Regions from separate parts of the Mus musculus genome. Here regions 1 and 3 are each linked to region 2. Evidence: chromatin loops called from intact Hi-C (ENCODE). Cell type or tissue: left cerebral cortex. All regions are shown on one strand. Links, peaks and the distances in the headings refer to the core of each region. The heading gives the core; the rest is flanking DNA. Region 1 holds the start of Tll2 (tolloid-like 2). Region 2 overlaps Tll2 (tolloid-like 2). Region 3 has its middle 5.3 kb from the start of Lcor.

The links. A loop is a pair of places that touch in the nucleus more often than their neighbours do. Peaks named below come from ENCODE experiments on the same cell type or tissue, not always from the same donor. Only the 100,000 strongest peaks of a DNase experiment are listed, where the experiment ranks them.
Region 1: it touches region 2 in a loop (3.0-fold over the local background); 11 of 42 quality-filtered maps call a loop at or near these places.
Region 3: a loop joins it to region 2, with 5 times the contacts of the local background. A loop is called at or near these places in 3 of 42 quality-filtered maps.

The regions. Positions count from the first base shown.
Region 1 is chr19:41,198,910-41,209,199 of GRCm38, reverse strand. Tll2 (tolloid-like 2) reads left to right here and starts at 2,426. Exons shown (of 21, transcript NM_011904.4): 1 at 2,426-2,723. The coding sequence starts at 2,555. In left cerebral cortex, for the core only: CTCF peaks have their summits at 2,297 and 4,838 (motif pointing right); DNase peaks (open chromatin) are centred at 2,024, 2,206, 2,985 and 4,841; H3K4me3 peaks cover 1,052 bases.
Region 2 is chr19:41,085,059-41,095,348 of GRCm38, reverse strand. Tll2 (tolloid-like 2) reads left to right here. Exons shown (of 21, transcript NM_011904.4): 17 at 2,502-2,627; 18 at 3,805-3,932; 19 at 6,463-6,676; 20 at 8,879-9,129. Among named protein-coding and RNA genes, the nearest start is that of Opalin, 13 kb to the right of the region's middle. In left cerebral cortex, for the core only: CTCF peaks have their summits at 5,352 (motif pointing left) and 8,478 (motif pointing left); DNase peaks (open chromatin) are centred at 5,355, 6,540 and 8,469; H3K4me3 peaks cover 274 bases.
Region 3 is chr19:41,472,224-41,482,513 of GRCm38, reverse strand. No RefSeq gene overlaps it. Among named protein-coding and RNA genes, the nearest start is that of Lcor, 5.3 kb to the left of the region's middle. In left cerebral cortex, for the core only: no CTCF peak of the experiment used is centred there; DNase peaks (open chromatin) are centred at 2,639 and 5,817; H3K27ac peaks cover 703 bases.

The DNA.
Region 1 (10,290 bases), core at 740-8,739, 110 kb before region 2:
GGGGTTAGTGGAACTGGGATTTAAACCAAAGCCCTCTGAAAGAACAGCCAGTGCTCTTGACTGCTGAGCCATCTCTCCAAACAACCCTGGATTTAGATTTGAAATACACTTAGTTTATTTGCGCAGAACATGATGATACAGGTCTATAATCCCATCACTTAGAAACCGAGTCAGGAGGATTACAAGTTTGCGGTCACCTTGGCAAGAGTGTCTCAAAAGAGGAAGCAAGTGTGGCGCGTGCATTTACTCCCAGCTCTTGGAAAGCAGAGGCAGGAGGATCTCTGAATCTGAGGCCAGCCAGAGCTACATAGAAACCCTGTCTCAAAAAAAAAAAAAATCCATATATCCATATTAGCTTGCTATGAGAGAAATGTGTGTAATGGTGTAATGGAGCTGTAGACGTGTTCAAAGTATTGACCATTCAAAGTATTGACTCTTCAGTCATTCCCATCTGAACTTCCTGACAGTTCCAACATTTGCTGCTTAACCTATTGGTCAACAGCCAGAGAAACATCCAAACAAGCCTCACACAGAGCTGAGTAGCGTGCTTATCTACGAGCATGGGTCTTCAAAATATTTGGATAAAGGGAATTGATGAAAAGACTGGCAGCTAACCCACCCGGTGGCGATTAGGGGCAATAAAGGCTCCAGCTTATGTGCTTGCCAAAGACCAGCCTCTAATGTCTGCCTTCCAGAATTCTCTGTTAATGAGGAAGCCAATTGGCTGTTTTCTTAGGGCCATCTGGAAGCCTGGAAGTGTCACAGAAGTTTGTTAGCCCTTTAGATGTCGCTTTTGTGGCCTTATCTATTGACAGGTGGTGACCTTCACTGGGTGCATATAGCGAACTGTGGCGTTGGGTTTGACTCCCTCCAGCAGTCAGGCAGAAGTGCCATCCAACCTCCTCCACTGATGCTCTATTTTAGTGGCCACTTGGCCTTCCTTGCCATTTGGTGCCAGCTCTTCCTCTCAAGTCCCCTCCTCTCACCTGCCAGTTCTAGCAGATCTTGCCTAACCTGACTATAACTTCCGTGCTCATTTGATGACAGCCTCAGACAGGGTCAGCCCTCCATTACTAAGTGAGATTCAGAACAAAATAAAATGCTTCGTGAAACACTTTTCTTTGGTTAATCACTACCTGTCCTGGTTTGAAGAAACTGTTGTTCTAGTTAATAGATAAGGCAGATGATGATAGGATGAGACATTTGGAGCCTGGTGTAAAGCCCAGCTTTGGACTGCTTTGTCATTTAGCAGCTAGGAAACCATGTGGTAACAAGCCCCAAAGAGAAATTTAGTCCACCTTTCTTCCTGCAGTTAATTTAAAAAAACAAAAACAAAAAACAAAAACTCTGGATGTGATGCACTCACAAATCTTCACAGCACATTGACGTGCTATAATGCTTGATTAGGGCAATTTACTTGTATAAAAGGATCTTTGAAAATCCTTGCGGTTAATAATGTATGTCAGAGTGGATCAGTTCTGACAGTTTTTTTAACATTGAAGGTACATCACATAAGCGAGTTTCAAATAACGTCTGATTATCTCCCTAAATAATCTGGGTGCATGTTTTTCACTGGCACAAAAATAACCAGATTTAAAGAATCGCTCATTTTTATTTTATCAAACTAACGGCAAGGCTTGCTTGGTATGTCTGTAACTTTAAATAACAGTGTTGCTCATTTGTGAGTCTTTGACTATCAAAAGCATCCCAATTGGGACAGTTTTACTGAAGGATAAGCTCATCGTTATCCATCCTTACAAGTCCCACCCACAACTTCGGGTTTGGTGGGTGCTGCAGCACGCACCTGTGCTGGTGGGACCAGGGCTGTTGAAAGAGTGGAGAGAATCCTGCTCATTCCCCCCTCCTCGCCCCCTTTGCTGAGGCATGTGAGACACACTGCATTCTGCAGAGAAACGAATTTCGAAAGCACGAAGTTGGCAGCAGCGAGGTGTCCAGGACTACTCACACACACCAAAGCTGCTGGCCCTCCTGCGTCCTGCCACGCGTGCATCTGGGAGTTGTGAAATGAGTTACTAGAAGGAGGTAGGGCGCGAAGTCTAGCCTCAATGTTGAGCAGTGTTGCGCGCACCACAGTGTCAAAACAAGATTGCATTCGGCCAGGTGGGCGTGCGCCCCGGGGAGCCCAACACTTGTCAGCATCTTCGGTTTGCTTGGGTTCCTCCGAAGTTACGGAGGTGCAGGGAAGAGGAGGGGCCTCGCCTAGGACGCATAAGTGATTGGCTGTCCGGGGCCCTTGGAGAGGGCGTGTGGTCCAGCCCTGGTGGAGAGGGGCGGAGCGGCCACTGTTCCTACCGCTGCCGCCGCCAGCACAATCACAGCCACCGCAGCCTTGGCCTCTGGGCAAGTCGTGTTTAGCAGCGGCTTCCCGGGTGTCCAGGCCGGACGAGAACGCCTTACTGGGCTTGCTTGGTACCCTACCGGTGCCTGGCAGCCAAGCAGCAGCCACCACAACCGACCCTGTACGTGGTGTCTCTCTGGATCCGAGCTTTCTGTGCAGGTTAAGTCCCTCGGGCCCCGCCGACCCCTTGCCACTATGCCCCTTGCGACCACTCTTGGCACCCTGGTGCTACTGTTGCTGCTACCGCTGCCCCGCGGTGCTGAAGTGACTGGGGACCATTCGAATGTCGCCTTGGACTACGGAGCCTTGGAAGGCGAGGAGGGCACGGAGCAGCAGCTGCATTACCACGACCCCTGCAAAGCTGGTAGGTACCACCGCTGGCTGTCCTAGTCTCCGGGCAAGTCGGGCTGAAGTTTGCCTTTGAAATGCAAATGAGGGGTGGGCAAGGCGGGCCACTCCGCTCCTGAGAGATGTCCCCGGCTCCCGCGGGAGGGGGAGGACAATGTCTGCGGGAAACTGCTTTAGTACTCCTCCAAGTCCAGGAGGACATCCTGGTCCCAGGTTAGCAGTGCACATCGGGTGGCGGCCGCAGGATCGGTCCCATAGGGAATTCTGGCGGATGTGGAAAGCAAAGCCTGTGTGGTGCACGGTGGGCTCGGGTCGCCTGTCAGCCTCTAGGCACCCGCTACCTCCAGACACTGCAGGAGTCGAGCCTGGCTGGGCGCGGCGCTCCAGGCTCTGTCCGATGGAGTAGCTGGCTTCATCGGAGTTCACAGCAGTTGGAAGTTTCCCGCGAAGTTTCCAAGATCTGTAGTTACTCTTGGGAAGAGATTAGAAGACAGACAAAAAAGCTTCACAGGACAGAAGGAAGAGTCCCCTAGGGAGAACGCCCACGACTTGAATTGCTCCAGCTTCCCCCCCACCCGTGCCCCTACCCCCGCAGTCTCCTCAGCACCCGACTGAGATGGAAGTCAGCAGGTGCTCTAATTCCACCAGGAAGCTGCGCCCCAGGACTGCACCGGGCACGCCAGCATTTGAGCACAAACCTTTGCCCCAGCTACAGGGCCTGCTTCCCTCCAGCTACTAACCCTGTTTTGGGATGTGCGGCAAGAGATAGATGGGGGGTGATAAAGCATCCCAGCAAAGGTTACTAAGTATCTGTCCGCAAAGGACCCAAACGTATCAAAGTCAAGAGCAGTTACTAGCTGGGACCCAAGCAGGTGCAGGACTCAGACTACCTTGAGGCTGCTCCTGGATGGTGGCCGAGAACCCGTTAGTAGTGTTTTCCTTTGTCCATTGCCCAACCTGATTGATTCGCTTCTGGTGTGCAAAAATAAGGGATAAGAGGCCTTGAGGATACTTGAGGCGATCAGAGTGGTTCCTCTGGGCACAGTGGCCCATCAGGTCTGGGCCATTTCATTCCCTCAGTTCATAGAGACTTCTCTCAGCCTCAGGCTCCTCATCTCTAAAATGGAAGAAGGTAAACAGAGGACTTGGGTGGGAATTTCTTGCCATTGGAATCAATTATAGAGTGTTGTCGTTATTTTTACCATTACTGTGGTAACTCTAGGGCATAGGCTGGAGTCACTTCACAATGCATGTTCTCTGAAGAAGATGAGGTTCCTAGGAAGGCCTCAGGTGTTCTTGAGACCAGAGGGGCCTGTGCATATGGAAGGTCAAGCTGGGTGTGGGGGGACCTGGCCTTAACCACAGGAAAGATGCCAGAAAAATCCAACTGTATATGAGGCCCCGGGATGGGAAATAGAATGGGTGACTTCCGGGAAATAGAGAAGGTGGTACCTCCAGATAAATGAAGGTACCATGCCTGATTGTAATGTCCAGCCGGGATGGTCTGAGCATGGTTAGAATGGTGACCTGGTCCTAAAATGAGAGTGCCTAAGCTTGAGATGAGCAGGAGCAACAGTCACACCTGTCAGATTCAGAGGAGCCACCTCTGGGAGGCAGTAGGGGCCAGTGGGGCCAGAAGGGAGATTGGTTTGAAAAAACAGGCTGGGTGCCTGGTATATGTAGGATGCTAGTCTAGATGCTGCAGACCCAGAGGGAAAGATGCAGATCTGACTGGGAGTTCCCACCTGGTGTAAGCCTCCAGGGACAACCCCGAGGCAAGACTGCCTATTGACTGTCCAGTGATTTCAGAAAAAAAATGTTGGGAACAAAGACACAAATGCTCTGACTGTTCATGGACTGGATGGGACGGGCAGGCAGGGCTGGAAAGTAAGAAGGCCCGAGTGTGGTCCAGCTGCTTCAGTATATCCGCTGCAGCCATCTTTGGAGCCTTGCAGCCCCCACTCCCACCCTGGAGTAACCTGGTGCTACAGGCAGCCAGAAGAGATCGATGGCAAGGGAGATCCGCAGCAAGAGGGCACCTCAGGCTGCCATCCTCCTCGGAATTCTGTCATGTAGGGAGCACCCTTAAGGAATGCCAAAAAGCAAGAGGCACTTCAGTGGAAAGACAGCTTCCCCACTAGGGGGAACCGTACTTCCTGGTAGCATGTTTAAAGCTTCAGAAAGGGCCTCTATCCCAGGGAAACTCTACCTGGAAGCTCTGGTCAGAAGGTCAACTCCTGGTCCCTGCTTCAGAACTTCACATACAAACCATTTCCCACCTGTCTCTTCCCCGTGTGAGTCTCCATTCCACCATGCATCCATAATGCAGAAGGGAGCATCCTGGCTCTATTCCCCACCCCTCAGTGGACAAGGCCTGCCTGCTCTAGGCCATGGCTTTCCCCCTTTAGAATGGACATAATTGAATTTGTTTGGACTCTAAGCTGACAGATCTGGGGAGCTTCTCACTTCTTAAACATTTTTAAATTACACATTTTTTTCATTTACTTTATGTTCGGGTGGTGTGCCGTAGGATGCGTGTGGAGATCAGAGGACGCCTTTTAGAAATTGGTTCTCTCCTTCTGTATGGTCCTGGGATTGAACTCAGGTGACAGGGCCTCGTGGCAGGTGCCTTTACCCACTATGACATCTTTCTAACCAAGACACTCCCCCTCTTGATGTATCACCTGAACTCACATGACCCGGTGCAGAGACTTGTGCTTGGGCCCCCTACCTCCTCCCTGTTCAATGTTCTGTTTCTGTGACTTTTGCTCCAGCCTAGCCATCAAAGTGATGCACAGTACATGCCGTAACCTCTCTCAATGGCATACTTACCATCTTACCATTTAGCGGTTAACATTCCTACCAGTTTACCATAAACAACCATTAACAACTCCTACCTACTCTGCTATGTACAAGCTGCCTGATACAGGGCAAGTCTCCCCTGTGTGTCTTTGTGTCCTCGTTTATGGACAGGAATGATTTATGACAGATTAAAGTACATGGAAAGATATGTCTATTGTTGGGTACATTATAAACAGATTTTCTAGAGACGTGTTGAAAGAACATCATTACTGAAGCTTTGGGTGCTGTTTTACACCATCAATTCTACATTTACTAACAGTTGACTCTGCAAAGAGGGTGGTTATTAAGTCAGATGATGGGGGAGTGGGAACCTTCCTGGCATGCAGATGGGGAACAGCCATGGGCTTCTAGGCACTGTGTCTGTTGGTCCATAGGTCTATACTGGCTTTTCCTTAGATACTGCCCACATAGCCAGGCACTGTGCAAGAACTCCAACATTTTCTGCACCTCCATGCTGGCAATGCTCTCCCTGTCTGCCTGCCCTCATCCTCTCATCCTCAGCCGAGTGAAGCCAGGGGCTGCCTTCTCATTTCATCCCTGCCCCTCCTGTCTATGTGGCTGATAACACACGGTGCCACTTACCTATGTGTCAGTCTCCCTATCTGCAAAATGGAGGTGGGAGCAAAATCTTTTGCCTTATAATGTAACCAGGAGCAGGGCCACTGGGTATTTGGAGGGTGAACCAAGGAACAGCAGGGAGGGAGCATGGAATGTAAGGCAGGGAAGGAAGAATTCAATGAGGCGATTGGGATTCGGATAGCTGCTCTAAGTAGTGAGCTATGACCCCTCCAGGGCCTCTTAGTACCTTCCAAGTACCTCCTAGAATCATCTATCCAGAGAATGGAAGACAGAAATGAATCCACGGTTTGTAGCCCTTTGTTGTTTACATCCGCTTCCCACTCTATTCTTGGGGAAGAACTCACCCCTAGCTTGGTATACAACAGCCTGACTGGCACACCATTACAACCGTGCCTTAGTGGGTTAAGAACAGATAGGGTGGTGTGTGTCTGTCATCTAGAAAGACCTGCTGGATCGACAATGAGTCACTGGAACCCACCTGATGGCTCCCGACCCTTGTGCCTGCCCACAGCTTGCCTGTTCATTGGATTGTTGGAGAGAGCGTTCAGGTTGTCTCCCATGTGGCTTTGTTGTTGGTTTGTCCTCACAGCACAGCAACTGGATTCTAGGTGGCTCTAAGAGGACCGGATAGGAGGGAGTTTTCAGTGCCTTTGTTGACCACCTCACATCCTCACACCCAGCGTGATGCGATGGCGAGCCTCATGGGTCCCTTTCACCAACAGGATGGCTGTAAAAACAACGTTGTCTAAAAGCAAGTGGATGAGGGAGTGTTGCAGCCAGATTTGAAAACTGACCTGCTACCTCTTGAGGCATGAACTGGGTCCTCTAGATTTAGGGAAGGTCCTAAAGTAGAGAAATGGGGAGATACACGGTAGATGCTTTCCGCCTCCCAGGTCACCCAAACTGCCTGCGTGAGGCTATCCTGACGCAGAGATGCTCAGGCAGCCTGTGCAAATCCTAGGAAGCTGGCTGCCAGCCTGCGGACACCTGCTTACTATTTAGCTAGTGGCTTGGCAAATGCCAAAAGCATCAGACAGCTGTGAATGCTGGATTCGGATGTGATATGTGGACTTGTTGGCCCCTGGTGGCTTAAGGTTCAGGAGCCAAAGTGAGTGTGACAAAGGCACAGTGTGACAAATGGCTCATCACTCAATTTGGGCTATCCCCAGCCCCTGCCTCTGATTTCAAATCTCACCTCTGTCTGGGATTTGGAGCTTCAACCTCAACCTACCCTTCTCATTTGCTTCAAGATACCTTATATAGCCCAGGCTGTCCTGGAACCTGCCATGTACACCAGGCTGGCCTCAAACTCAGAGATGCATTGCCTCTGCCTCCTGAGTGCTGGGATTAAAGGGGTTCGTCACTACCACCCAGCTTACCAATGAGGTCTTTTTGAAGGTTCACCCAGAGACCTTTCTGGGGAAGCTACTGTCAGCAGCCCATCGAAGTCCTGATGTAAGGTCAGAACATTCAACTTAGTGATATCTGGGCCTCACTCTGCCTGGTACCCTCAGTGGTGTCCAGCTCACTGAGTTGTTTGCCTGTATCTCCTGAATGAGGGAGGTAGGAAGGATGCTGGCCTTAGGGGGGATTGGGTTCATGGCTAAAGGAACTACGCATTTGCCCTCTGTCTGAGTAATGCAGCATCCCTTACCTGAGAATGTCGGAAGAGGAGGCAGGGGACAGTAGGGTCAAGTGGTCTCTCTGGAAGTTTGTCTTCCTGTCCCTATGCGTCTCCTAAGGCTCAGACCCTGGTGAGAGCAGCTGGCATTTTTATGTCTCCCTTTACATCCTCTCCTGTCCTAGAAGGTCCTTGCTGATGGGCAGATGGCTGACTTAATGGAATTACGTTTCTCCAAGGCCTTGCATGTTAAATGCCTTTCCTATCTCCAGGCAGGAGCAGCATCTGGTTCACCTGTCTGCCCTTTTGCAAGGCTATGCGAGTGCGAGGAGTTACTGAACCTCCCTCACCCTGTTTTCTCAGTTGCCAAGAACTCTTCCAGCTTTCAGGATGGCCACCAGGACTAAATCGTAGACATTTTATCCATTTCTGAGCCCAGTTTCTGGTACCAGGAGGTACCCAGTGATTGGCATTTATGTCATCAGAGGACAGAGCAGGCACTCGTAAGTACTTTTGCGCTTGTGGAAATGCTTGTGGATAAGTGATCTCATATTTGAGTAATCAGAGTTGGGGATTCACTATTATTAAACAACGTCTCAAAAGTAAGAGAGGTCAGGGCTGGAGAGACAGCTCTGCGGCCAAGAGCAGGGCTGCTCTTCCACAGGATTAGTGTTTTAATTTCTAGAACCAAAATGGTGGCTCTCAACATCTGTAACTCCAGTTCAGGGGATCTGATGACTCCTCTAGCCTCTGTGGGAACCAGGCATGCAAGAGGTGTACAGACGTACACGCAGGCAAAATGACCACACACAAAATAAGAACAATTAATTTTTAAAAAGTATGAAATCTATATTTAAAACACGGAGGGTAAGTTTTATGCCAAATTTACTATATTTCAATAAAAATAGAGTAAACAAAGACTAAGAGAAGAATGTATGTCTATGGGGGAGACTGGCTACCTAGACTTCTGTGTAAGGGTCAGCCAATTGGCTCAGTGCTCAGCTCTTACATCTGCTCAGGCAAGCAGATGCAGTACACATACCATCAAATGCCAACTGGAATCCAGGGCTCCCAACAATGACCAAGGCTTTTACTAGATAGGCAGTGTCTAGGAAAGGGGAGATGAGAACTGGGGACCTTATCAGGCCCCTCACAGATGGGGCTACTCTGAGACCCCAAGCATAATGAGAAACACCACCCTACCCCTCCTCTGCCTCATCCCCAGAGGAGACATGCAATATGGTGGCTGCTATTTTGCACACAGGGGAAACTGAATTTCAGGCCCGGCCTTTCTGACACTCCATTGGTTCTCAGCACCATCTCTGTGGACTCAGTAGAAAGAAATGTGCATCGTGAAACATCAGAGGTCGGCTCCCAGGTGTTGCATCACTGGGGCCCATCCTGATGGACTTCCTGGGGACATCCTTTTTTTCCTCAGCTCAGCATAGGGATCAGGGAGTGATAATGCAGATAATCTTGGATCTGCAGCACCCTGGCAAGGGTGGTCTCCGCATTGGTGTTAAAGGTCTAAGAGCTTGCTAGACTGTCCTAAAGACTGCCACCCAGCCTGGACTCCGTTGGCTCAGAAGGAAGATGCCTCTGGATGGAAGCCAAGTGCACATATCATTCCATAGTGCTTCTGTGGTCAGCTATGGTCCTTTGGTTGACCACTCCCCCCAGGTCCATCTCCTGCAGTGTTCCATGCCCACACATTAGCCAAGTCTCACTCAGTAACTGTGAACAGCTATATAACTGTGTGGCTCCCTAGTGACCTGTCACATCTCCATCTGTGCAGATTGGATCTGTTCATGTGATCACTGGTCTCAATGACTGGGTGACAGCTGGGACAAAGCAAGAGTACCTGTCCTGGAAAATGTCTGAGTTTGGAGTCAAAATCTCTGAGAAGACCGGTCTTAGCTCACTGGACAAATAAAACACTATCTAAATATAGACTACATAGGGTCTCTAGGTCGATTATATGATTTCATATAGACATAGCTCTTAGGAGAATGTGTGGAACGTGGGAGAGATTTACTTCTGAAAGCATTCACTATTGCTTGTACCATTCCCACTCACTGAAACCCAGCAAGTTTTCTGAGTGACAGGAAACCCAGTGGCTGAACATATTAAAAAGATCTGTGTTTTCTTGCCATGCTGGTGTGTGTAGCCCCTCTGTGTTTAAGGAGATTTGCCTCAAAACTTCAGTCAGCCAAGAATCTCATGAATCCATTGAAGGTGCTGGGCTGAGAGCTTGCCAGCAAGCCATCTAAGAAACCAGCCCAAAGTCTAGGGGTAAACAGTGTGACTTGACTATTTCTGACTTTTCCAAGATTGTGTTCCTGTGACCTCCAACTTCCAAAGAGTCTAGATACCAGTGAGGTTGGCTTCCATGGCACCTCCAAGAGTGGTGTGCATCTTCCCCCAGAGATCTTGTCAAACAGACACTTCATGAGTCCTCAGATCATGGCTTCTCATCCACACCATGGCTTTGTGGAAGAGTGCGGGGGGCGGGTTTCACCCT
Region 2 (10,290 bases), core at 681-8,680:
GCTTGGGAAGACTAGAAAGACAACGTCCTGTTAAGACCCAGCTTAGGTCCGGCTTGCTTGACAAGGGCCGGTATTTGGAGGAGAGGGGGCCTAAGGCAGTGAGAAAAAGCTCCCTGCCCAATGTGTGTTGTCTGGGCCAGACCTGAAGGGCTGGGGTGCAACTAGTATGACTCGGAAGAAAGTAACCAAGGTCTGGATAAGAGGGGACGTCATGAACTTGGATTGGGGGGGGTCTCAGTGTTCACAAAGACTGAGATAAAACCAGACTGGCAGGATCCATGCCTGTCTGGGGAGGTGACTGGTGGGCCAGGTCAGGCAGCCTTGGTTATAGTGAACCACGAATAATGGCTGAAGCTTGAGGTCCAGTGGACCAGGACGGAAAGCCCTCTGTAGGTTCTGAGCAAGGAGGCCTACAAATGCCGTGTGGTCAAACCATACCAGGCAGGATGGAGCTGAGAGGGTTGGGAATCTCCTCAGAGGAAGAGGTGCAAGGCCCTGATGAGGGGTACAGTTCCATGTTTGCACACAGAACTCAGAGGCAGAGAAGCTATATGTGAGGGTAGTAAGGACACATGGATGTTAGCAAGAGGACCTAGGAAAGGAGGAGGAAGAGGAAGAAGAGGAAGAAAGAGAGGAGGAGAAGGAGGAGGAAGGAGGAGAAAGATGAGAAGGAAGAAGAGGAGGAGAGGGAGGAGGAAGAAGGAAGAGGAAGAGGAGGAAGGGGAGGAGGGAGAGGGAGGAGGAAGAAGAGGAGGAAGGGGAGGAGGGTGAGGGAGGAGGAAAAAGGAAGAGGAAGAAGAGGAGGAAGGGGAGGAGGGTGAGGGAGGAGGAAGAAGGAAGAGGAAGAAGAGGAGGAAGGGGAGGAGGGTGAGGGAGGAGGAAGAAGGAAGAGGAAGAGAAAGAGGAGGAAAAGAGGAGAGGGAGGAGGAGGAAGGAGAAGGAGGAAGGCAGAGAAAGAAGAAGAGGAGGAAGAAGAGGAGGAGGGAGGAGGAAGGAGGAGAAAGAGAGAAGGAAGAAGAAGAGGAGGAGAAAGAGGAGGAGAGGGAGGAGGAAGAAGGAAGAGGAAGAAGAGGAGGAAGGGGAGGAGGGAGAGGGAGGAGGAAGAAGGAAGAGGAAGAAGAGGAGGAAGGGGAGGAGGGTGAGGGAGGAGGAAGAAGGAAGAGGAAGAGAAAGAGGAGGAAAAGAGGAGAGGGAGGAGGAGGAAGGAGAAGGAGGAAGGCAGAGAAAGAGGAAGAGGAGGAAGAAGAGGAGGAGGGAGGAGGAAGGAGGAGAAAGATGAGAAGGAAGAAGAAGAGGAGGAGAAAGAGGAGGAGAGGGAGGAGGAAGAAGGAAGAGGAAGAAGAGGAGGAAGGGAAGGAGGGAGAGGGAGGAGGAGGAAGGAAGAGGAAGAAGAGGAGGAAGGGGAGGAAGAAGAGGAGGAGGAAGGAAGAGGAGGAAGAGGAGGAAGGGGAGGAGGAGGAAGAAAAAGGAGGAGAGGCCTGTACTGGGCTGTGACAGTCAATTTGCACCTAAGAGTTCTGGTTGAGGTCTTGGTTGTCCCCATGAAATACAAGGATGAAGCTACAGTATGAACTGTCCTAGGACACCACAACTAGAGTGGCAAGAGAGTACCGAGTACTCTCAAGGTGACACCCATAGCCCCCAAGGCACATATAGGGTGGGATAAAAGCAGGGAGAGGATGGAGTGGAGACAGAACCTCATTTGCTGCAGAAGGCAGGGGGCCATGGAAAAGTCCACACAGCCAGAGCCTCGGGAATCACAAGATGAGAGCCAACACTGGAGGTCACGTGTGATTGTAATTATAGCAGCTGACACTTCCTGGGGTGGGGGGTGGGGGCTAGGGGCTAGACACTCTCCCAAGGGCTTTCCCAATTCCCGTTCATTTCCCCCTCCAGCATCCTGAGGAGGCCTGAGACAGCTGAGGCACAGCCTCAATCACTGCCCTGCCCTTACCTCTCCACACACAGAGGACAGTGTGTGCCCAGACCTTTGGGTCATAATCTGCCTCTTGCTGAGTGACAAGGCATGTGAGCTGCCTCAGCCTGTTTCTTTGCATGTAAACTGGGGTACAGGTATGCTCTTGTAAGCTTGAGTAGGAATTACTTAGATGACAATATCATTTAAGAAGTGTCAGGGACCCGTTCTGTGGTAACTACTCAGTGTATGTTGGGCATTTTTGTTATTACTGCTGTTGCTGTTCATGTGAGCGAGCCTGCACTCCAGGGAGCAACTTGGTTTGGGTGGGAAGCAAGACAAGAATATATGTTCCATACATGAAAGTGCTTTAGCAGCACAGAGAGCCCCCCCAAGAGACCAATGATGCCCCAAACATCCCAAACAAAGATGCTCCCTCTGTGACTGATACCCCTTTAAGGGACTGTGATCTCCTTGGATCACTGTGTGGCTCCTTGGAGGAAGCCACTTTTGAGCAGGGTCTGAGCCATGAGGGACAGCAGCAAAGCTGGCAGCTCTTCTCAGGAGAGTCCATTGATCCCAGCAGACAAAGACGAGTGTGCCAAAGACAATGGCGGCTGCCAGCAGGAGTGTGTCAACACGTTCGGGAGTTACCTGTGCAGATGCAGGAACGGGTACCGACTGCATGAGAACGGACACGACTGCAAAGAGGGTGAGCGGGAGCTGTGGGGTGGATGTCGTCTGTGGCTGCACCCCTTCCTTGGGTGTGTGAGTGGGTGAGGGAGGCTTGGGTGGGGGTCAACGTGGGGAGCCACCATCTGCAGGACACCATGAGATCTCTATCTGAATCTTCAGGCCACTCTGGTGGCCCTCCTGGGGGATACCCGTTCTCTTCAGGAGGCCAACACGAGTGTCCACTGCAGACTCGTTAATCCAGTGGGCTTCAGAATTAATACATATTGATCTAAACCATGGCTCTGCCATTCCCTCGCTGTGCAACCTTCGGCTAGTTACTTAAACACACTGAGCTACGGTTTCCTCTTCTGTGACAAGCAAGGTAAACATGCCTCTTTTCTAAGGGTTCTACAAGGATTCAAGCCTGCCTAGGAAGTGTCTCGGACAGGCTGGTCCAGATGTATATTCTAAGTGTCAATAAATATCAGGCCCATGTCTGTCATAACAGTGGAACTGAGCATGAGGTAGGAGGAAGTTTCTTGTTCCCTTCCTGAGTGTCTGCTGAGGGTCCTACTATGCCGACATTGTAGAGGAAGCCATCGCTTTTCCCTTGCCCAGGGAAGGGAGTTTGTGTTGTCTGTGATAAACATAGCTCCAGGCCTTGCCCTGCCCTGGGTCCAGTAGGGAAGAGAGAGGCTGGAGAGGAAGTGAAGACCACATGCCTCCTTCTGTTTCCTTATTTGGAGATGGGGGAAAATTCAGCAAGAGGGTGCCTGCAAACCACTTACCACAGAGAAAGACCAAGTCAAAATACTGTCACCAAGCAGGAGAATAATGGGTGACCTGGATGGGACTGAAGGAGGGAAGGCATAGAGACCTCACAGGGATCTCTGTTAACATTCACCATGGCTGGTACTCTCTGGGCCTTTTACAGGTGGCACTGGCCTACACGTATGAACCTGGAACCCTCTTCACACCATACGTTGTAGAACCAGTGCTCTCACTAAGTTGGCCACATCCCCAGTGCCAACCTCCATGTAAACAGTCATAGTAACCGAAATGTCTCTCCTCCTGAGCCTGTTCAAGCAAAGTCAACACCGGGTCACACCAGATACAGGCTGGCTCCCCATACATTGGCTATTAACCTGAGACTCACCTGTGATGTCACCTCCAGCTGAATGACCCCTCTGTGTACCCCCTCTTCTGACCTCCAGCTGGCTGCGCCTACAAGATCAGCAGTGCAGAGGGGACCCTGATGAGTCCTAACTGGCCAGACAAATACCCCAGCCGGAAGGAATGTACCTGGAACATTTCATCAACCGCAGGCCACAGGGTGAAAATTGTGAGTCCTCTCATTAGTTTGTTAAGAGCACAAGCCTTGGCATTAAGCGGATATGGGTTCAAGTCCCTGCTCCATGATCAGCATGGAGCATGTGCAGGTCTCAGTTTTCCTGCTGGGAAATGGGGAGATGCTGTGAATCTTGAGGTGGGTGCTCTGAGCAGAAGAAGGGAGCATGCTCAAAGCTCTGTACCAGCCCTGCTCACAGCAGCACTGTGGGAGGTGGCGGCTGCCATGCAGGGCTACAGTGCTGTGTGTGTGATTCAGTTGCATCCAGGGCTATTCTCTTACGGAACATTTTACTCTTGAAGAAGAAGAAAAAAACAAGACTTAATTTACACAGAACGTTGAGAGGTCACGAGTCCTCAGGTCCCGGTTCCCACTCTAGACATTTGTGAATCTTTTCAGAAGTTTCCCTCACAAGGGAAAGCACATAGCTTTTTAAATTCTTACTCAAATCAGTCGCGTAGAATAAATACAATTACTCATGCTCCTCTGCAATTTACATTTTTATCAGTTAACAATAGGACCAGCACACTAATTCCTCCTTCAGTTAAAAACAAACAAACAAACAAACAAACAAACAATTGCCTTGCAAATCATGTAAAATCTCACCCACATATCTGATGTGTGGTCTCACACAGCACATGTCATTATTTACAAAAAACAACAAAACAAAACACCTCATACACACACACACACACACACACACACACACATATGCAGGGGCATACTCACATACACAGGAATACTCATAGACACACAGATGCACACGTGCACTCCCAGAAACATATACACACACACATACATAGGAACGCTCACAAACATACACACCAACACACAGACACACACACACACAGAAGCATACCCACAGACATATATACACACAAACATACACAGGAACACTCACACACAGAGACAAACATGCACACTCACATTCACAGGAACAATTGCAGACACACACAGACACACAGACACACATGCCTGCTCACAGACACATGCATACACACACACACACAGATGCACACTCATAGACACATACACAGAAAGACACACACAGAGACACATCAGACACACATCTCAGACTGTTGAGATGAGCAAGATGGACCTTATGAATGACAGACTGAAAACACAGGGAGGAGGGAAGGGAACAGAGGAAAACAGTGATAAGAGATAACGTAGATGATACTGTCAGGGTGTTTCCTGCTGTGTGAGGATAAATTGACGGGCTCCCAAGGCATCATGGTCCAGAATGGACCCCAAGCCATGGGGCATGCCCCTTGGGCTCCTCCTGTGATGCGTGCTGCCAAGGTAGAAACGGCTTTCTTCTGCCCTGGGTCCCTTAGAACAGTGTAGAATCTGGACGAGGGTATTTAGAGTGCTTTTGCAAGGCCAGCTTTGCTCTAGACTGCCATCTGCTGGAAAGATGCTCTGTTGCTTGGCAATGCCCTTTCCTGACAGACATGAACAGTCTTCCTTGGGGGTGGAACCTCAAAACTGCCAGGTGGGAAGCCTCCATCTGAGATGCTTGCATACAAGAATTATTTAAAAAAAAAAAGATACTTCCCTTGAAAATCGTTGGTGAGCATGCAGACGGAACTCTGCCTGCCCTTTGTTCCTATAGAATGATGCCCTGCACACAACCAGCGTCCCCCTTCCCATCCCATCCCCATCCACCCTTCACCTAACACCCCCCTGCTCACCAGGACATCACAGGCAAGCTGTCAGCCAGTCAGGCATCTACCCAGCACCCAACAAGCTGTATATGGCTGGTAACTGTTCAGTTCCCCGGGCCGACAACCGGGGACAGTCTCTGATGGAAGGACGGGAAGAAAGGAGGCAACGGAATCTGGTTATGGTTAGCAGTGTGACCTGGAGAAAGTCAGCTCTGGGTCATGTTCAATTCTTACTCCAGCTGAACAGACTTACGCAAGCCAATTAGCGTCTTTGTGACTCGGTTTCTCCTTCTGCTCACTGGGGATACTAATGGATTTTCATAACCTCATTAGAACTTAAGTGAGAAAACTTTCACCGTTTACTGGGATGGGAAAAAAACTCCCAACGCATGCCAGCCACTTTGATAGCAGAACAGCCCTGCTCAAAGCCCCTGGGATTTCAAGTGTACCGCAGTGGGCACAGGCTAACAGCAACATCTCTGAAGCCACAGGTCCTGGGTTACATACCTTCTCTGCCAGGGAGGACGCTGGCCATGCCAGCTGATGTCTTCTTCAGGGGTTGTGCCCGGGACAGGGTTGCAAGGACTGGATGAGGGGACATTTGTAATGCCTGTAGCACAGCTGCCACCTTGGGTGAGTGCTCAGTACTAGCTGGCTCCTAGCATTAGAGGAAGGGTAGGAAAAAGTAAATCCAGGCAGCTGGCTCTGGGACTGGATGTCGGACCATCACGGCAATGGTGGACGCCCCTAGGAAGCTGGTAGACAGACCCCTCCAGGCTCTGAATGTCCTTCCCCTCCCTCTCCCCTCCCTTCTCAGTGCCAGATCCTTGCCTCACTTCCTGCTCTCCCCTCCCCAGACATTCAGTGAGTTCGAGATTGAGCAGCACCAGGAATGTGCCTATGACCACCTGGAACTGTACGATGGGACAGACAGCTTGGCCCCCATCCTTGGCCGCTTCTGCGGCAGCAAGAAGCCGGATCCCGTGGTGGCGACAGGCAGCAGCCTATTCCTCAGGTTTTACTCGGACGCCTCAGTGCAGCGGAAAGGCTTCCAGGCTGTGCACAGCACAGGTGCGGGGCTGGTGGCTTCAGGCTGAGCACCTCGCAGGCTCAGGAAGGGCAAGGGAGCCGCACGCTCAAACATCCCGGTTAAAAGGAGCGTTCTTCAGCCGCCGCAGGCTGAAGGGCTGCTCTCCTTTGATATTTTTACTTGACAAAACTGGATGTGGGCAATGCTTTGTTGGTGTTGAGTGGCCATCGTCGGCTCCCCTCCCCTCCCCCACCCCAACTTCCTCTTACCCCCCCCCTCCCCGCTTCTCCCTTTTAAACTGTGTCATTTTGCTGGCCTGTGAAGTGCAAAGGTCTGAAAACTAAAGTGAGCAGCCATTTTATTCTCGAAGGGCCACTTCTGGAAAAGGTTGCTTTTTCTTGTCATTTTTCCCCCCTGGCACGCCAAAAGTAGCTCTGCCAGGTCCTTTGGAAGAAAATGTGTGTGCTTCTAACTTGTCTACACTGTTCAATATAAGAAGGCCAATGGGGTAGAAGACTCTGCTCTGGCACTTCAGCCTTAGCCCTGTGGAGAATGTAGCCCCTGTGATCCTGGCATTTGATTGTGGCACAGCCAGAGGCTGCCCAAGAGCCTGAGGCTTTTGTCTGTGGTGCTGAGCAGGAAGTCGTGATTGTGGGACACTGCCATTCTTTTTTAACAGCCCCCTTTCTCACCGCGGCTCTCTTTAATTACCCCCCTACCCCTAACTCCATCCCACTCCCTTAAATCAGAGCCAGAAAACAGGGCTCAGAGCTTACAAAATGGCAGTCCCCATGTCTAATCAGTCTATATTTCCCTGCCGGGCCAGACACCCCACACTTCATGAGACCCTCGCTAGCCTCTTAAGGGTCTATGTTTCCTCCACAGGAGTTTAAGGCCACTGAGGACGGACTTCACCTTCTTGTCCCTTCAGACAGAGCAGTACATGGGCACTCTGGGTCAGAAAGATGGCGCAGTGCTTAAGAGCGCTGGCTGCTCTTGCAGAGGACCTGGGTTCGATTCCCAGCACCTGCCTGGCAGCTTACAATTGTCTATAACTCCAGTTTCAGGGAAGCCAATACCCTCTTCTAGCCTCCACAGACACTGCAAGCACACGCTACACATGCATGCATGCACACAGAGCAAAGAAAGACAAACGCAGGTGCTCTGGGGAGTTGGGGCAATCTTGGGACATAGCTGCAGAATTTAATAAAGGGACTGTTTACAGCAAGGCATGCAGAGTGTGGGGACACCCCAAAGGGACAGGACACGGTTTGAGAACCACAAGGCTATAGTCACCCTAACCCAGAGGACAAATGGAAGAAAGGGCTGGGGGTATTGGGTGCAAATTGCCTAACTTCCCTCTGATCTGAGTGTTGCCAATGGTTGAATTCAGTTACAACGTGACAGGTCACTGGGTTCTGGGGTGGAAGGGTGGAAGGGTGGAAGGGTGGAGGGGTGCTGGAGTGGAGGGGTGGGAGGTTGGAGGGGTGCTGGTGGTGGTACAGCAGGTAGGGAAGGAGTCATCTTGCCTCTTGTGCTTATTGTATGTCTCATGAGTCAAGTCAGACATGAAGTAAAGACAAAAATAAGGACTCGAGTTGGACAGGGCCAGACCCACCCTGGTGACCAACTCTAGATGGGATGTTAAGAACCAAAATTGCCCACAATCCACACCAAGAATAGCACTGGGTCCAACCCCCCAGACTCCTCCCCTCACCCCATCCTACTTCCCTGCCTCACCCCACTCCCAACCTCACAGTGTAATCCCTTTCAGTAGAGATAGAGGTTTCCCTGTTGCTGGGCTCAGTTGCAGTTCTGATATGCTTTTATCGCCCTCTGCTGGCAGAAGTCACAAATTACAGTATACCCTGGAGCTAGTGCAAGCCCTTCTATTTCCAGTTCTTCCAAGGCTTGGAGTAGTCAGAACAGCCATATCCCTGCACACAGTCAGGCAACCGACTCCTTGGCTCCTTTTCTTGATTGGAGGGGGGAGAGAGGGCAGCAGCTAGTCTTCCTCAGCAGCATTCTTGGGGATGTAAGGGCCAGTTTGGATATTCCAGGGAACCCTGCCCTGTTCTCCACTGGCGTCCACTTGCTCCTCATACAGTAAGATGGTGAGGTTGCCTATCCCCTCCTGCAAGGCACACAACAGACTGTAGGGATACTGATGGGACATAGTGGGCTGATGTCCAGACTCTGGGTGCCAGGGCAGAGGGTGAGCCTTTGTTCTCTGTCTGCTGCAGAGTGTGGGGGCAGGCTGAAGGCTGAAGTACAGACCAAAGAGCTCTATTCCCATGCCCAGTTTGGGGACAACAACTACCCGAGCCAGGCCCGCTGTGACTGGGTGATAGTGGCAGAAGACGGTTATGGCGTGGAGCTGATATTCCGGACCTTTGAAGTTGAGGAGGAAGCTGACTGTGGCTACGACTTCATGGAGGCTTATGATGGGTACGACAGCTCGGCACCCAGGCTCGGCCGCTTCTGTGGCTCAGGGGTGAGTCTGCGGGATGTTCAGGCCACCTCTGGATGCATGAAGAATCATACTTGAGCTGGATTCCTAGCTAGTCCCACCACTGTGAGCCACCACCAGGGGCCTGTTTGCCTGGGGCAGAGAGGAAAGAGGAATCCCCAGAGACAGGTCGGGAGGCAGGCAGGTGTCTTCCAGTCACACAAAGGACATTATCAGCGAAGGGGACTGTCTTAGTCAGGGTTTCTATTCCTGCACAAACATCATGACCAAGAAGCACTTGGGGAGGAAAGGGTTTATTCAGCTTACACTTCCACATTGCTGTTCATCACCAAAGGAAGTCAGGACTGGAACTCAAGCAGGTCAGGAAGCAGGAGCTGATGCAGAGGCCATGGAGGGATATTCTTTACTGGCTTGCTTCCCCTGGCTTGCCTCATTCTGCTCTCTTATAGAACCAAGACTACCAACCCAGAGATGGCACCACCCACAAGGGGCCTTTCCCCCTTGATCACTAATTGAGAAAATGCCTTACAGTTGGATCTCATGGAGGCATTTCTTCAACTGAAGCTCCTTTCTCTGTGATAACTCCAGCTGTGTCAAGTTGACACAAAACTAGCCAGTACAGAGACTTCATTCTTTTGCTTTTGTCCCTGTTTTTCAAGAGAGTATTCCCCTTAATTTTTATTTGGGCTTTATGAATTCAATATATCTGTATATATTCCCTATATTCACAATTCTTTTTTTGTTGCTGTTGTTTTTCAAGACAGGGTTTCTCTGTGTAGCCCTGGTTGTCCTGGAACTCACTCTGTAGACCAGGCTGGACTTAACACTCACAGAGATCCACCTGCTTCTCCCTCCCAAGTACTGGCATTAAAGGCTTATTTACAATTCTTATTCTAAACAAAATCTTTGAAGATTACAAACCATTCTTGGTATAATCACAATACCAAGGTCATTATTGTCCTCTGATGGCCCACTTCCTGGGTTGTCTGTATCCCCAGATACTGAGATATATGGCTCAGGCTGAACATATAGCCTGTGCTCATTGGGCACCTAGGGACCAGTGAGACTAATGTCCTGGCTCCTCTCCTGCCACACCCCACTATCCACCCCGGGCTTCAACCATTGTCACACATGCTCCGTTGCTATTGTCTGAGCATATGCAGGTCACTTTGGAGTCACCACTGC
Region 3 (10,290 bases), core at 1,603-9,602, 390 kb before region 2:
GCCCGCCCGCCCGCCCGGCGTCCCCGCGCACCAGCTCTGCGTCCCACGTCCAGTCCCCCCGCCCCGCCCGGAACGGCGTCTTTCTACGCCGGCGCTCGGTCCCCGCGCCGCCCTCGCTCTCCAGGCAGGCCACGGTGGCCCCGGCCCTCCCCGGGGCTTTTGGGTTTTAAACTAGTCCCATCTATCACTTCCTACCTGCCTATCGGCCCGCACCAACTGTTGCAAGTTCCGCACCATTGCTTCTCGCAACTTCTCGGTCGAAACGGCTCCTCCCACGGGGGCGCCGTGCAAGAGCAGAAATAGGAATAAATGCCCGGATGCCCTTGGAGGCATTGAGCCCCGAGGTTTGCAAAGGTGAAGTGGATAATTTTAAGTTTTAAGTTATCGAAATGCTTCGCCGGTATTCATAAGCCCCAATTTAAAAAAAAAAAAAAAAGAAAAGGGTTTTAAGTCAAATAAAAAGCCTAGGGGATCTCTTACTAGCAAGACTGATCATAGTTGAAAGTCTTAAGAGAGCTGAGAAAAAAAAATGTGCTAGTAGAAAATGAATTTCAAACTTTCAAACAACAGCTTAAGAATATGTTGGGAAATATACGCCCAGATCCGTAGTTCAGGAAAGGACTCAGAACATTTTGATGAGAAAGGATTTCCAGGTGCCTTCTGGGATAATTAAACCACCTTGCACAGGGAGCCTTGTTTTGTTTAAACATCACACTATTAATTACTTGATTTATTTGAAAGAGAGGAGAAAGAGCAAGGAGGAAATAGGAAATGAAAAAAACGGAAATGGCTACTTACCAATACAAGCTAGGTGGCCTCTTCCTCACCCTTAGAATTTGAGAGTGCATTCCTTCTAAATATTTAAATGTAAGTATTTCTGTAGGTAAAACAAAATCATCACTTGACCTCAAGGATTCCACTGATGTGTATCAAGTCTGGGTCTTTGAAGGGAGGGCGCTCTGGCGTGGGAACGGGGGTAACTGCCCCTAAGAATGACTTGGTGGGTCTCCTGGATAGGAGTAAGATTACGGGTAGTAGGCACCTTCCATCTCAGAGCCAATTAGATTTCCACAATTCTCAAAGCCCGCACTGTTTCATCGCTTTAGACTACTACACCATCAGCCGACCACGATGGTGCACACCTGGTAATAGCAACAGTTCGGTGGGCTGAGAGGCAGGATTGCAAATGCCAGGCCAGCCTGGGCAACATAATGAGACCGTGTCTCAAAGCAAGACCCCTGGCAAATAAAGTCTTAGGTCAGACTTCGTTGAGTTTCTGTGTGGTTATTACTACCCTGGGTTAGGTGGGGAGAAGATCAAAGGGAAATGACCGCTAGCTGGGAGAAACCATCCCGTTCCCTATCTCTAGCGTGAAATTCCTTTCCTCACCACTAGGTGGTGGGTTTCAATCTTGTAGATTTTAAGCAACTTTCTGTGATGGTTGGAGAAAGTGTTTCATAAAACATTTTGTTGTTTTTAATAAGTGAGCAATGTACAAGTTAAAAGTAGTTAATAATATACTTTTCAAATCAGGATCCATATGTTTTAAAACAAGTCAAGGGAAATAGTTTCTCAACATAACCTCTTGGAACAGTGGTTCTCAACCTTCCTAATGCTGCGAACCTTTAGTACAATTCCTCAGGCTGTGGTGACCCCCAACCATACAATTATTTTGTTGCTTCATCATAACTAATTTTGCCACTGTTATGAATCGTAATGTAAATATTTTTGGAGATAGAGGCTTGCCAGCAGGGTCACAACCCACAAGTCGAGAACCCTTGAAGTCTCAACCATACAGATTCAGAGATTTCTAAGGGATCTCAGAGATTAATTCAAAGTGGAAACAAGCATTCTTGTTCCTTTCAGCCAGAAGCCCAGACAAGTCAGATTGAATAACAGAAGGTGTGGGGTCAGTAGAAGCAGGCACAAACCCAGAGACAAGTTTCCAATTCTGAACTTAATGCTATGTCCGCTGCTCCACTGTGAACCTCTGCTTCTACTTCATTTATTTAAAGTAGAGAACCAACCTATAATTGACTCTTCATGATGCTTTTTTGAAAGACAATATGCTAGACTGTAATGATGATGATGATGATGATGATGATGATGAAGAATAGTGGTTTTGTTTAGTCCTTGAGACTTTGCCTCTTCGGAATGTGAAGTAGGTTTTGCTCTGCCATCCTTCCCAGTGTACAGGTTGTTATGGTTTGAGTGTGAATGTCTCCCACAGACTCATGTGTTTGAACTCTTGGTCCTCCCTCAGCTGGTGGCCCTGATTTGTAAATGTTGTAGAAGCTTTGGGACAGGCACCCTAGCTGACAGATCTAGCTGCACATCTGGAGGACTGCAATCTTGCCCAGCTCCTGCCCTGAACTCTGCGCTTCCTTGTGGGTGCCACACTGTCACAGAAACCCTCCCACCATGCCTTCCTTGTCATGAGGCACCAAATGTCCTGTGCTCTTCTCTCTAATTGCGAGTCAGAATAAACCTCCCCTTACATTCTGTCACAGCAATGAAAGAAACAATCTAGGAGAATTGGAACCATGTGGCTCTTGGGTTTCATAGTCAGTTTGCAGGAAGAATGTGGAATAGTTTGGAGCTATGGGCTGGAGAGGGTATTCTGGCGGGGGTTGAGAAGTTCAGGATGCCATAAAAAGGCACAGTGTTCACTCTGCTGATGAAGTTTCAGAGAAAAACAAGAGTTCTTTCGGAAAATGGGGCAGAAGCTATTTGTGTTATAGTCTGGCAAAGAATCTGGCTGCATCTGCCTATATCCGGAAAGTATGAGAAATGCTCAGATTTAAAATAATGGACTAATTTGTTTGATAAAAGGAAATTCAAGATAGCGTATCAGTCAGCAGTGGCACAAATATTGCTCACTTCCGTTAGCCAGTCAGGTTTACATGAGAATTCTCAGGAGAAAGAAGTGGGGACCTGTGTATAGATCGGGGCAGGGTTGTAAACAACCAATAGAGCAGCTACAAAGTGAAGATAGCTGTCAAGGTCAAATGTACACACAAGGAAGCCTACAACCCTGTCCGGGACAATAGGAATGGTGTCTAGAGGGTAGCCTCTGCCATTGAAGGATCCAGCACGCCTTGCCCTAATAGCACAGAGAGGACACTCAGCTGTGGTCCCAGGGAGCCAGACTGTGGTCCCAGGGAGCCAGACTGTGGTCCCAGGGAGCCAGACTGCATCTTGAGTGGCTATCAAAACTCAGTTCTATCTGCACAGTGCTAATTTTGTCAGCATATAGAATATAAAAGTTACAGGTGTATAAACTGACAACATGACCACTCCATGCTGAGGGGGAAGATTTTTTTTTTAAACATGTTGATTTCCTTTATTTTAGATTTATTTACTTATTTATTTATTTACTTACTTACTTATTTCATGTATGCGAGTACACTGTAGCTGTCTCCAGACACACCAGAAGAGGGTATCAGATCCCATTACAGATGGTTGTGAGTCACCATGTGGTTGCTGGGAATTGAACTCAGGACCTCTGGAAGAAAATTCAGTGCTCTTAACCTCTGAGCCATCTCTCCAGCCCAGATTTTTTTTTTTTTTTTTTTTTTTGTTTTTTGTTTTTTGTTTTTCGAGACAGGGTTTCTCTGTGTAGCCCTGGCTGTCCTGGAACTCACTTTGTAGACCAGGCTGGCCTCGAACTCAGAAACCCACCTGCCTCTGCCTCCCGAGTGTTGGGATTAAAGGCATGTGCCACCACGCCCGGCTTCCAGAAGATTTTTATTGTAGATGTGAGAGGTAGAACAGCTGGATACAACTGTCAGAGTGCAGAGCAGAGAATCTGAACTTGGGCAGCAGACTAGATCTGGCCAGGAGAGAAGCAGGAGCAGTGCAGAGAAACAGAGAGAGGGAGGAGGGAGACAGTGTGGTGGTTTCAATAGGAATGGCCCCTACAGACTCCTGTGTTTGAATGTTTGGCTGTAAGGAGTGGAACTATCAAGAAGTGGTTGAAGTCTTGTTGGAGGAAGCATGTCACTGTGGAGGTGGGCTCTAAGGTTTTATATGCTCAAGCTACACCCAGTGTTGCTTCTACTGCCTGCTGAATAAGTTGTAGAACTCTCACCTCCTTCCCCATCACCATGCCTGCCAGCGTGCCACGGTGCTTCCCACCATGAACTGAAAGCTAGCTCAAATTAGGGTTTCCCTTTATAAAAGTTGCCTTGGCCATTGTGTCTCTTCACTGAGATAAAAACCCAAACTTAATACAGATAGAGAGTAAAGGCATCGCCAAAACAGCAGGCTTACCAGGAGAATGAGTAACTGGGGGTTGGGGAGAGGGGAGCCCATGAGCTGGAGGGAACTTAAGGTAAGGAAGCAGGTCAGAAGAGCTAGGATGTTAGCATGAACTTTGTGTAACACGTGCTTGTGACACTAAGGGTGCCTGGAGGCCAGCTTATACTTTGGTATTCTAATAGGTACTACAGGTAGCCATTTGTCCTTTCTGCCTGAAGTTAAGGAAATGACTCCTTCTAGTAGAAGGGGAACCAGCTTTTCAAGTTCCAGAGGAATGCTGGCTTTTATCTAAGAAATCCTCCAGGAGTCCAAGTTGAGCCCATTTCTAGGATTTGGACTGCCGTTTGGAGTTCGGGGGATTGGAATTGCCTGTAGACCTAATGGCAGGGTCGTGGAGGCTTACAGGAAGCTGCTGAGGCCAGGCAATGTGCAGCAGGGTCAGGTTCCCAGCATGGAGTTCCAGGGCGCACGGTGAGGGTGAGACCTAAGCTGCAGTGCAGCCCCCAGGGTGTTGAAGATACCAGAAACCTGATACCTCTGCTGGAGTGAACTGCCCTTATCATAGAGTGGAGGCAGCCCAAGAGCTAACCTATTTATTGCAGGTAGCAGAGCTACAGAGGTGGGGGGGGAGGGGGTACCCAAACCCTTAGGAACCCAGGTGATACCACCACAAACTGCAGATGTCAAATATAAAGCTGCAAGGTTTTGGTTTCGTGAATTGTTTATTTCCCGGGTCAGGGTTTCTCTTTGTAGTCCTTGCTGTCCTAGAACTTGCTCTGTAGACCGGGCTAGATCCACTTACTGCCAGTGAGCATGGACTTGGTGGGGAAAGATTGACTTGGTTCCTGCCCCTGAAACAGGCTTGTTTGTACAATATCATACATATTCTCACATTCCTCCCAGGAAAGACTCCTTGATAGCCAGAAACAGCATAAGTCCAGGAGGCAAGGGTGTGGCTAATGTCTTAACAAAATGGGACCTTCAGGACAGCCCCTTAGGCTGTGGAAAAGAACTCTAAAAACATGAGTCCAAAAATATATAATGTCTAAACTATGGAAAAAAAGTAAAGATGCAATATGAATTGTATAAGGAGCTTCACTGATCTAAAGGAGCAGAGGCAGCTACACTATGAACCAGCTTATCACAAAGATACAAAGACAGGCAAATCCAAATGCATGCAGATTCCTGAGTTCAAGGTCAGCCTGGGACACAGCAAGTCCTAGCCCAGGTGTAGATGGGGTCCCACCCAGATATTTTATCCTCTGTGCTTGATGAATGCAGGTAGATCTCTGAATTCTTTTACAAAGTTAAAAGGAAATGTGCTTGCAGTCTCCTAAGAATTAAGGAGCTGGGGTCAGAGGACTCTGATTCATAGGATAATTCATAGGGAAGCTGGAATTAATAACTGAATCGGTATGTAAATAAAACACTGGGCATTTTGTCTGCTTGAGATGAGTAGCAGAAAGCTATAGCAATTCTTCTTAAGAATTTTTCCCTTTGAGCGCTGAGCTGCCTGGAGGGTGAAAATAGCTCTTCAAGAATTTTTTTCTAACAGTATTTCCAAATCCCAAGAATTACTTAGCGAGCTGACACAGTTCTTTTAGAATGTTTTCTAGCAGCTATCTAGAGAAGGCTGTTTGAGGAGTGAACACAGCTCTCTTAGAATTTCTTCTGGCATTCTATTCTGATTTTGATCAGAAAAACCCAAAAATACTTTTAGAATTTTTGTAACAAAAGATTTGAATTTTTTTATAGCAGCATTTCTGACTTCGATCAGAAAACCCATGAACTATCCAGATAGCTTTTGGAATTTTTACTACCAGAGAAAGCTATCTCAACCAGAGTGTTTAGCATAGCAAGAAAAATCTGTCTAGACCAGAGCATCACACACACGCGCACGCACACACAAACACACATACCTCACAGGCGGAGGGTGTGTGTGTGTGTGTGTGTGAGGGGGAGCTTGGACCCAAGATTTGTTTTCACTGCTCCCAAACAGCCCTCACTGGGAGCCTGGACCTACCTGAAGCTGGTCCTTAGCAACTTACCTCCATCTTCCTGAGTGGTGGAATTAAAGGCATGTGCCACCGTGCCCGGCTAAGCTTCAGGGTTTTATAGTCTTTCTTTGGTCCAGTCTTTCCATCTTGCTATCTTTGCTGGTTAAATTGTTGTCAGTTTAATACAACCTAGAGTCCTCTGGCAAGAAAAAACAACAACAACAAACCTCAATTGAGTAAATGCCTTTGTCAGATTCCCTGTAGGGCAGCACAGTTCAATGGGAGGCATACCACTGCCTAGGCAGGCAGGTGGTCCTAGATGGTATAAAAAAAAAAAAAAAAAAAAAAAAGCGGGCTGGTGAGATGGCTCAGTGGGTAAGAGCACCCGACTGCTCTTCCGAAGGTCTGAAGTTCAAATCCCAGCAACCACATGGTGGCTCACAACCATCTGTAACAAGATCTGACTCCCTCTTCTGGAGGGTCTGAAGACAGCTACAGTGTACTTACATGTAATAAATAAATAAATAAATAAATAAATAAATCTTTAAAAAAAAAAAAAAAAAGCAAGCTTTCAGAGTCCTAAGAAGCAGGCCTAAGAAGCAGGTCAGGGAGCAGCAGTTCTCCAAGACCTCTGTTTAAGATCTGCCTCCCAGTGCCTTCACTGACTTCTCAATGGCTTGCAAGCTGTAAGCTAAAATAAGCCCGTTTGTCCCCAAGCTGCTTTGGAGCATGGTCTTTATCACAGCGATAGAAACCTAACTAAAATACTACCTTCCCAACCTTTCCTCTTGGCATCAAAATATTTATTCTGTGTTGGATGTATGTAATTTGCCTTTTGAACTACGGGGACTCAAAGCCTTGACTTTTAGAAGAGACCTTGGACATTTAAGTGTAGGCTGGAAGACTTCTCGAGGACTTTTGAGGTTGGACTGAATGCACGTTAGATTATAAGATACTTTTGGGACCAGGAACAAAAATGTCCCCAGTGGCTCCTGTGTTTAAACACTAGTCCCCTGCCTCCAGCTGGTAGGGTTGATTTTCGAGGCTGTGTGTTTGTTAGGAAGCTGGGTACTAGATGGGCAAAGTGAGTCTCTGGGGAAGAGCCTTAGGGAATGTAGTCTGACTCTGGAGGGATAGGAGTTTGCCACTCACTTCCTGACTACTGAGGTAATCAACCACCTCAGGCCTCTGCTGCCACAGCTGTGAGCTCCTCCCACCTCCCTGCATTCCTCACTGTGAACTTTATCCTCTGGACCATGAGCCAGCATAAACTCTTCCTCTTTCAAGCTGTTTCTGTCAGAGAAACAAGCAAAGGAACTAATACAGGAGTATTAGTTTAACTCAGGAGTCAGACAGACTTATTAGATGGCGTTGTTTCCTCTTGGCATAGAATGAAGCTATTTGGGAGTAGAGAGTTGTTGGGGTGCAGTGCATCAAGGTTGTCTTTGTATTCGTCAATTTTTAATTCTGTACAGAGAGAGAGGTGAGTACTGGCCAGATTGGGTATAATGATTCTTGTGGCTCATCTCCTGTCTCAGTATTTTGTAAGCATACAACCTTCCTTACTCACTGATTGGCTTAATAAAGATCTGACACCAATAGCTAGGCGGGAAAGAGAAGGCAGAGAAAGGGACTCCGAGAGAAGAATAAGGAGGAGGAGGATGCACCAGCAGGACACAAAGAGGTAATGGGCCATGTAACAGAACCTGAACTAACGTAGTCATGGTAATTAAGTTAGATGAGCTAGCTGGGAGGTAGCCTAAGCTAAGGCCTGAGCCGTAATACAATTAGTAAGTCTTTGTATCATTACTCTTCTGCTGGCGGATCCAAGAAAGTCCGGTTGTAGAGATTAACCTGGCCTGGTAGCCATGTCTAGCAATAAACAGAACAGTACCGTGTTAGACACAATTATGGTAATGGGGCAACTGGCATTCCCTAGCAAAGCGAGGGGAGGTAGGGTGTGGTGGGGAAAGATCCCAAGATCTTCACCTAGGATTCCATCTTGAGAGATGCTGGAATGCAGGTGTATATAGGAAGCAGAGCGATAACTGACAGGAGGGACGCCACGATCCAGCTTCTGTGAGGTCATCGTCCACAATGGGGTGGGACTTTGCAGTGATGTCACTGTTTGGAGATTACCCACAGTACTATATGTAATCTCATCCATAGTCTGTAAGCAAGCTCAATAAACTTATTGTTTCACCAAGATGGACTTTGGTGGAGTTATACTCTGGGGTTAATAGACATGCATTCTCCTCTTGCCCAGGAGAATGTTAGCCCAATTCCAAAATCGCATCCTACTGAGTACCAGAGCCAAAATCTTAACTAAGATCTCTGACTCCAAACCTGCAAATAAGTAGAAGTTGGACTCTGTAAAGGACTCTTAATTCTGTTGACATGATCTCTATATGATTGAGCAGTTGAGCAGGGTCTTACTATGCAGCCTAGGCTACAATCCTGCCTCTGCCTCCCAGGTGCTAATAAAAAGACGCAATATGGCCTCTACTGCTTTGGGTTACTACGGAAGCGGGCCTGATTGTAAACTTTTTGAAACCAGCCTCCCTTAGATCTCACAGTCCTTTCTGCAACTCCTGAATGCTGGAACAAAGAGAGCACAGAGAATCTTGGCGAAGGGAGGTCGGTTCCTTTCCATAGCATGTTTCCCAGCATAAGACCAACGAGCTATTTGTGTCTCTGTAATTAGAAATGCTGTATAGGGACATGGCTATTGATAAATGAAGTATTAAGTAGGCTGGGGACTTCTAAATAAGAATATATATATATATATCTTGATTTTTTTTTTTGGTTTGATTTGATTTAATGAATTCCATAAAGTAGAAGACACTTTCTGAAGTTCTTTTCATGTACTGTGTCATTTACTCTTCACAACTCAATCTATAATCACCATTTTTGTAGCAGAGCAGAAAAACAATTTGTCCAACTTGTATGCTATCGAAGATTTGGATTCAAATGTGGGTAATCGAATTATGCAACTGAATTACTTAGCTTGTAGTACAAGTGGGAGAAATGAGACCTAGTGTGAGCAATAGGGGAGAAGCCATGTCACTTGGGGGCTTGGTCCTTTTGAGGAACGACTAATGTATGGGACATTTGCTTAGTAAAGGCCTTCTCCTCTCTTCTCCTGTCTATTTGTGTGGGTGGCACTGGCATAAAAACCTTGTGGCTTTGTTCTATGTTGTATGTGTATACAACTGACTCTTCTACCATTGATTGACATATATTAACACATCAAAAATTTACTTAAAAATTTCAGTAGGTTATTCTAGCTTTTTGTGTTATTAGACGCGTTCTCACGACCGGCCAGGAAGAACACCACAGACCAGAATCTTCTGCGGCAAAGCTTTATTTCTTACATCTTCAGGAGCCAGGGTGCAGGAAGCAAGAGAGCAAGAAGCAAGAGCGAGAGCAAGAAGCAAGAGAGAGAGAAAACGAAACCCCGTCCCTCTTAAGGAGCATTCTCCTTCGCCTCGGACGTGTCACTCCCTGATTGGCTGCAGCCCATCGGCCGAGTTGACGTCACGGGGAAGGCAGAGCACAAGTAGTCATAAGATACCCTTGGCACATGCGCAGATTATTTGTTTACCACTTAGAACACAGCTGTCAGCGCCATCTTGTAACGGCGAATGTGGGCGCGGCTCCCAACATCTCCCCCTATCCTTTTAATAAGAGCAAATAGGCCACCCATATTAATGAGAGTGGAGATAGAGGTCAAATCCCCAGTGTGTAGGTAAAGGAGCCATGTACAGGATTAGCTCTTAGGCTCACAGGCTTTTACCCAGAGCAACCCTGACCTGCTCCCGTGTCGTTTTGCCTGGGGGAAGGGAACTAGGACACTGAACCTTCATGAAAGATGACATGTCTCCCTAGAATAGGCTCATATATGCCGCAGAGCCTTTCCATTGCAGTGCTTAGCCTTGCAACTCTCTCGGGCTGCTGAAGCACACTCACTCTATCCCGTGCAATGAGTCTAGCCTCATGGGATATAAGAGCTGAGTGGCCAGCGACCTATTGC